3 separate regions of the Mus musculus genome follow, and all the other regions are linked to region 1. Evidence: chromatin loops called from intact Hi-C (ENCODE). Cell type or tissue: heart. All regions are shown on one strand.

What was found. Hi-C counts contacts between places; a loop is a spot of excess contacts. Peaks named below come from ENCODE experiments on the same cell type or tissue, not always from the same donor. Only the 100,000 strongest peaks of a DNase experiment are listed, where the experiment ranks them.
Region 2: it touches region 1 in a loop (1.8-fold over the local background); 2 of 42 quality-filtered maps call a loop at or near these places.
Region 3: a loop joins it to region 1, with 1.8 times the contacts of the local background. A loop is called at or near these places in 2 of 42 quality-filtered maps.

The regions. Positions count from the first base shown.
Region 1 is chr4:81,912,189-81,914,688 of GRCm38, forward strand. No RefSeq gene overlaps it. Among named protein-coding and RNA genes, the nearest start is that of Gm46886, 21 kb to the right of the region's middle. In heart, no CTCF peak of the experiment used is centred here; DNase peaks (open chromatin) are centred at 673 and 1,343.
Region 2 is chr4:81,743,736-81,746,235 of GRCm38, forward strand. It overlaps Gm11412 (a long non-coding RNA gene), which reads left to right. Exons shown (of 3, transcript XR_881378.1): 2 at 239-2,349. Among named protein-coding and RNA genes, the nearest start is that of Gm11412, 1.4 kb to the left of the region's middle. In heart, no CTCF peak of the experiment used is centred here; DNase peaks (open chromatin) are centred at 416 and 1,226; H3K27ac peaks cover 1,574 bases.
Region 3 is chr4:81,733,527-81,736,026 of GRCm38, forward strand. No RefSeq gene overlaps it. Among named protein-coding and RNA genes, the nearest start is that of Gm11412, 8.9 kb to the right of the region's middle. In heart, no CTCF peak of the experiment used is centred here; no DNase peak of the experiment used is centred here.

The DNA.
Region 1 (2,500 bases):
GAATGAACTACTAGTACCTTAACAAATATTGGAAGCAGTGGCTCATTTCTCTCTCTTCCAATCTTGAGCATTTATATTTCACACCAAAGTTGTCAATATTATCTTGTAATCAGGATTTGATGTCTCTGAGGTCCGTGCCAATCTACTCATCCTCTTGTCTCCAGCACTAGCAGCAAATCCAAGCCAAAAAAGGAAATTATGCTCTATTAATATTTATTAAGTGAATAATATATCCAAATGAACATAAAATGTGGGTTACGAAGAACACCTGATTGGATCCTGATAAGAGTATTACAATTGTATATCATTCCCGTTCCTAACTCAAAGACTGTCGCTCTGTCTCAGATCATTACTGCTTTGTCATTTCCCTGTGTCACAAGTGGCACACGTTAGACTTTTCAAAAGTTCAGTTTGATTGGTTTGCTAAAAGCTAATGAAAGCTTAGCAACAATCTCTTCAAGAAATAAAAGCCCTGGTTTCTGTCATATGTTCCCAACCACAGTATGAATACTGCTGCTATGGCCAATTTTAAGCCACCAAGGTAACATTAATGGTTTCCACAATTCCAGAAAAATGCAGTATTTGGTTCTCACAGCCTGTTCCAACTGGCTTAGGGATACTTGTTTGACTACAAATTTAGAGTTCTTGCCCCTAAGCCAAGGCTGGTTGTCATGTTCCAGTTTTAATGGCTGAAGATCCTACCAATAACGGACTCCAAGACAATCAACTATTGTAGACACTGCCTCTTGGCAGCCTCTCTCTTCCACACTACTTTGCAGCTGGTCATATTACCAACAAATCCACTTAACAGGAATGTTCTTTCTTCCTCTCCTGCTACTTATTTCTGCTTTTAGATAACAAATTAATCAGAATACAGAATATTGAAGTAAATTACTGCCTCCTAACATCCCATTTTTTAATGTAAAGGTATGAAAAACAACACTTTTTGGGAGTTTTTCAGGAATGATGTCTTTGGGCCACTCAGTTGTCTTGAGGTGCAATGACAGTTGATGGCTTGTATTCACGATCAAATAACTCTAATGTTGTGGTACCTGTGGGGAGCTGTTTATCTTCAGTGTTTTCAAGCAGAAAGAAAATGTTTAGAAAACCTCCTAGGTCCCCCAAAGTCTTCTTGGAATTGTTTGAGATGCCTTGGAATGCTAGTGAAATCCACATAGGATGATTACAGGGTGGCTTTCGGCACTGTTAAAAACTCTCACGTTATCCCCGGGGACTTTGCTGTGGAACATGCTGTAACGGGAGTGCAAAGCGGCTAGGTCAACCAAATCGTCTCTCTGCGACTTGGGGATTTCTCGGAGCCAGAAATGTTATCCAAGATTCATCCCTGTGACTGAGGAGAATTGCAGCAGCTGCTCACAGGACATCAGATCTTAATGCAGCATCTATTTAAGCAACGACCTGGATGGCAGATGCTGGATTACAATGACTGGATGCACGTGTGACTGGCTGCAGTGAAATAATGTTTGTTCTCTCTGGCTTCCAAACAACATTTTAAAAAATGTCTGGGAAAACATCATGTCAGAGTCACATAATGGTCAGGGTCAGGAAGAAAGGTGGAATTATTCTGTGTGCTTTTTTGTATACAGTACATGGGCTTTGTTCTCACATAGCTCCAGCCACATGCAATTTAGATGCAAAAAAATTGGTCATGATCTGAAGTGGAAATTTATGGATGAATGTCAAAAGTCTTCCTCCGTGCCTCCGTGATGTTAACAATCTAATTCTCAAGCCTTAAAACATCATGAAGATTTTCTTATTCTTAATTTGTGGTGTTTATAGCACACAGACATTTCCTTGTCTTTTGTAAGATGTCTAGATTTCAGAAAAAATATTAAAATTAAATATCTTTTGCTTTTCAAAAGTTGCTTAAATAGGAACCAGTTGAAAGGAAACGAACTACATCCACACAGCCTTCTAAAAACTTGCTGCTATACATTTTTTGAAAACTCTGATAATGTTTTTCCCTCTGACCTCAGCTACATAGATCAGGATACAAGTGTAAGGAATATGCATGCTAGACACCCAGATGGCTCAGAAAGTGTTTGACGTCTGTCATCACCAAGGCCAAACACCTGGATGGCTGCATTCATTTTCACTCTCTAGACAGGTGTCTTGAAACCTTGGAAATTAGACTGAATTTGATGCAGTGTAAGTCATAAAGCTGAATGGGGTGCAGTCAAAGGTGAAATGGGAGAAAAAAAACCAATTCTTGTACCATCTACTCGCTCCCAATCACTTTTCCTCATATTTTTTATGTTTAATTGTCATTAAATTGCTATGAGGCATTATATTTATCATATAGATAAGGAAACTATGCTTTAGGAAGCTGAATCATTTACAAATATCACGTATTTTAAGGATGATAATGTTGATATCTAGAGATCTTTAATAGAAGAGAGTTATAAGCAAGTGCAATCACATTATAAGATATAAGATGGAGAGCTGAGGGGAGTAGCATTCCTGAATAAATAAGATAGCA
Region 2 (2,500 bases), 170 kb before region 1:
TACAAGGATCTATGTACCCATCTCCCTACTTCTCATCACTCCTCAGCAGCCCTCTAAAGCTATTTCTTCGGGGTTTCTGGGGTACAATCTATGTCTTGTGGACTCCTTTTCCGTTTCATTAAAGAGCAATATTGTTTGAACTGGAGGGTAAATTTCTCTCCCCACCCCTTTCTCCCCATTCTGTCTTCCTCCTTTGCTCTTACTTCCTCTTTTGTTGTTGTTTTTGTGATTCCCACAGCAAAAATCTGCCCCCAGGACTGTCTGAGTCCACACTGGCTGCTCGGCTCATGGTGCAGGTGTGTGGGAGCCCTCCTCCACATGGTCTCCACAGCAACCCGCCACTCTAATCTGCTGAATATGAAAAGAAGAAACAGAAAGAGAAAAGCCATCCACCCCCTTCTGCTCCATCCATGAGTCCAAAAGAAGGATATCGTCTCCAGGCATTCCTGATAATACCCCAGCCATTGCCCTGGCAACAGTCACAGGGAGCCGGCATGGCCTGTGGAGAAAGCAGTCCCTGTCTCTAGCTCAGGCGGCTTCCTCCTCCTCCTCTTCTCCCACCACGGATCTCCTAATAGCCCCTAACAATTGTGCACCCCACTTTTGGCCCACTGCCTCATGCCCTCCAGCCTGCCAGCGGACCACTGACACAGAGAATACAGAAATCCACATACTTTTCTCCTAATGGTACTGAAATGATACTTGCAGGCATGCATACAGGCTTCTAAGTGTGTATAGATGAGATTGTGTGTGTGTGTGTCTGTGTGTCTGTGCCTGTGTATAGATTTGAAAGACTCTTCACCTCTAGCTCCCCTGCAGATGAACTGTGTTTACACGCTGAATGAAGAAGTGGAGACTACTTCTTATCAAAGCTAAGAGTTTGGAAAAGCCACCGCTTACAACTCCCATTCTCTCAGCTGAGCTGGCTGAGGAGGTTTGCAGAGCCCTTTGCTCTGAGCCTCATACCCAGCAGTGAAAGCTCTCATTTGTCTTAAGGCCATCATGTTGATGCAGCTGGCTTTGACACTGCTTACCTCAGCATTTTTTTTTTTTTCGGTTGAAAGACAGAAGGCTTCCTTGTGATCCCAGCCTTTTCCTATCAAATGACACTCAGCCTGGGTTTGGGTGACTTATTTACTGGCACTAGACCAGTAAAAACAAAAATGAACGTTCGCAACTAATAAATCCTCGTGCTTAGATAGCTAGAGCCACAGCGGTGGGATTACACCAGAATGCTCGGCCGTTACTGGAGGGCTCCCAGGCTGTGCGGAGCCTAGTAAGTCAGAGGAGGAAAGGGGACCAAATCAAGGAGCAGAGAAATTACGTGCAGCATGGGTTTTGGACAATGAAAACCTTTTATCTTCACTCTACGATGTGCTTTCCGGGTGGGAGATTCTACAGGCAGAAATAGGGTGCACTGTGTTTGCATCATCGCGGTGAGCCTGCTAAGCTTGCCACCTTGACCTTCCTTTCTTGAAAATCAAACCACACCCATCTTCAGTAAGATGAAAAAAGACAGCTAAGATTCTGGACAGCGCAATCACAGCTTTTCAGAGAACTGAAAGGAGCTATTTTTATAGAGGGCACGAGGTCAAGAATGTTTAGCAAACAAATTGAATGTCATCTACTCGCAGAGAATTCTCCAAGGACCTTCCTTCTCCCAGGCCCTTGTGGAAAGTGAGGGCACCTCTGAGAGGCGGGTGCAATGATGTTTTTCCTTGTTTCAGAATTGATCTTTGGTATAGAAGAACATTTTTATGTTAATATAAATCCAAAAGAATCCCACCATAAAATATCGACACAGCCAAAGCTTTCCTTCTTCCACGACTACTTCTAAGACTCTGAGCATCCACACTTCCTTTAAGGTTAGGTCTGCTGGGGCAGCTACCATTGTGTCACAGTGGAAAACTTCCTCATAGGATTTAACCTGATGGAACTAAATAGAGATTAAAAAGCAGAGGATTTTTTTAAAGTATAAGTCAAATGGCCTTTGTACAAGCTAATGGGCATTTGACTATTTGGAAAGATGATTGACAGCCATTGATTTCTCTCTTCCTTTTTAATTTTGGCTTCATGACTGAGAGACTACCACAAAGGATATTTACTGGTGACATATTAGAACACAGCCACCCAGCGGTTCGACTTGTTTGTATAATTCCTTTAATCTATGTTGTTGCCACTGTCATCCTGTTTAGCTGTGATGTCCCCTCATTACAAAGAAGATACCTACAATGAGTGGATAATGGGAGCTATGCTCTCTCAAAGCACCCAATGAAAGAACATATTACAAGTCTTTCAGAGCTCTGCGAAATTATTGCATCTGATGGCTTTGACAGTGCCATCCTTAAGGTAAAACCAGATGAATCAAATGTGCATAGACTAGTTCAGTCGTCTCATTAGGAAGCTTTTAGAATGCTTGCTGTCCACCAATGACGCAGCCTCTTTAAATGCTTTCATAAGTCTTCAGGGTTGAAATGTAATGTCTCTGTGATGGAACATA
Region 3 (2,500 bases), 180 kb before region 1:
TGATACTGTCCCATCCTCACAGCTCATTCTACCAGTGCCTCAGTGGTCACCAAAGCAGAGATCTTCCAGATAGTTGAAATGATTAAACAATAAGCCATAAAAGCTAAAAGGAGACTATGATAATCTAATCTATTTTATAGACTGTTGATGTCAAGATTCAAGAAAATGAGAGGATTTGTCTCTCTAAGTCCAGAAGTTTCTAAAGACCCTACGTGAATGCAGGAGACAAATCTAAGCTAGCCATCCTTCTCCATTCCTCTTAGTAACTGTGAAGGAAAGGAACAAAACACCCAACAGCCTCTGAGGATGGACTTCATCACACTGTAGGCCCCTGGCCCTTGTTTTTCTTAAATTAATTTTCTGAATGAAGTACAGACAAAAATTTCATGCGTTAACCATATACAAACTGTTCAGCAGATATAATTTCCTTTCACTGAGTTAGTAATATACTACACAGGAACTAGGTAGATTCAAACGTAATGGGACCAATAAAAGTAAGACTAGATTATAGTTAACCATTGTCATGTTGAAAACTGTCAGCAAATGGAGCAGACATCTCTTCATGGTCTAACACGCTTGGGAAAGCCCATGAATATGAAAAAAAATAGTGAAAATTATAAAGTTGGTTCTACCTTCAGAAAGCACACAGATAGGAAGACAGGATTCAAAAAAATAAGTGATTTGGAAGAATATATTTATAATTTTGAACAAAGTGTCGAAAATATAGATGACTATAGCTGTGAGAAGGGGGCCTTAGCTATTCCTTTAAAGATTGTATCTGCAAGAAAATAAATAAATAAATAAAGCAAACCTAACCTTTGGTTGATTTGTGACACAATGTTTCAGAAAAAGATAGATCATGTAATTTGGAATTAGGACAAGAAAATCACTGCTTCAAACTGAGAGCAAAATTTCCTGAAAGATATAGAGAAAGAAGTCATGATTCAAAGAGCAAAGGCACAAGGGAAGACAGCGGTAGAGAATCCAAGTACTTAAAAGGCAGCATGGGCACTGCTATCAAAGCTGTACTTGGGCACCAGCTGAAGTACTAAATTATTAACAGCCATTTTAAACAGAAAGGCCAAAGTCCATTGAGGAAAACCAAAAATGGCAAAGTTGGAAGCCAAGTGGAGTAGTGGAGTGGTTTTTACAACAGCTTGCAATGAGAGGCAGAAGAGAGACATGGCATTATAGATCTTGGTGTAAGATGCATTATCAAACCCAGATTGAAACTTGGAGAGCTCTGGGTTACGGATAATAAAATGCAATGGTTTTTCTATTTATTAAAAATGATGATGCTCACAGTCAGCTATTGGATCGATCACAGGAGCCCCAATGGAGGAGTTAGAGAAAGTACCCAAGGAGATAATGGGGTCTGCAACCCCTTTAGGTGGAACAACAATATGAACTAACCAGTACCCCCGGAGCTTGTGTCTCTAGCTGCATATGTAGCAGAAGATGGCCTAGTCGGCCATCATTGGGAGGAGAGGCCCCTTGGTCTTGAAAACTTTATATGTCCCAGTACAGGGGAACGCCAGGGTCAAGGAGTGGGAGTGGGTGGGTAGGGGAGTGGGGGGGGGGAATGGGGGACTTTTGGGATAGCATTGGAAATGTAAATGAGGAAAATACCTAATTAAAAAAAGTGTTGAAAAATGATATGACAATATTTTGTGTGTCAAATTTCTATAAATTTGGGAGAGAGGATTGGTTCACTTAAACTGAGCTCTTCTGATAAGCAACAGGACATATTCTTTTTTTATCTTCATGAAAGCTGGAAAATACAAACCTCATAGAAATTATCTTGAACGACGACTTACCCTTACACTCAGGACGACCCTCACAACAGCTGCCTTAGCAGTGCTTGGAGGACGGGCCTCTGCCTTTGCTTTGGACATGCTGTTCCACTCTGGTGAGGCCTCAGTGGGCCCAAGGATTGTTCTCCCTAGTAGCCTATGCTTCCACTTCTAGATTACACTACAGGTACTTAACTCTCCACCTACAGTTTTTTTCTCATATCAATTGACTGCCCTTCCAGACCAGAGCTGGCTTCACTTGCAGAAGCCACTTTCGGGGAGATGGACTATAACAGCAGTATTTGCCTCCAAGGGTTATAGAGGTCTAGTTGCCACTGGCTGCAGTGTGTGTGTTAGTAGTTATCAGGGTTCTGGAGAAGTGATGGAAATCATGGGCAGGTGCACTTGTTCCTTTGAGCTGAGGATGGAGCAAGGAATAAATGGAGACTAGATCTCCCTCTAATGTTCCTCTGTGAAACTAAGAAACCAGAGTCTTGTATAGTATTATCTTCAAGACTGGGAGAGAGAGACCATATTTAATTGGACCATTGTTAGCCTAATTTACATATTTAGACAGTTGGTATGAGTCCAAGCCTGAAAATTCCTGGAGGCTGGATGACTCCTTGGTCCCATTCAGCATATGCAAAATCCCATTGAAGAAAAGATTATATATTCCTTTCTCAGTTTCTTTTGGCCTATCTGACAAG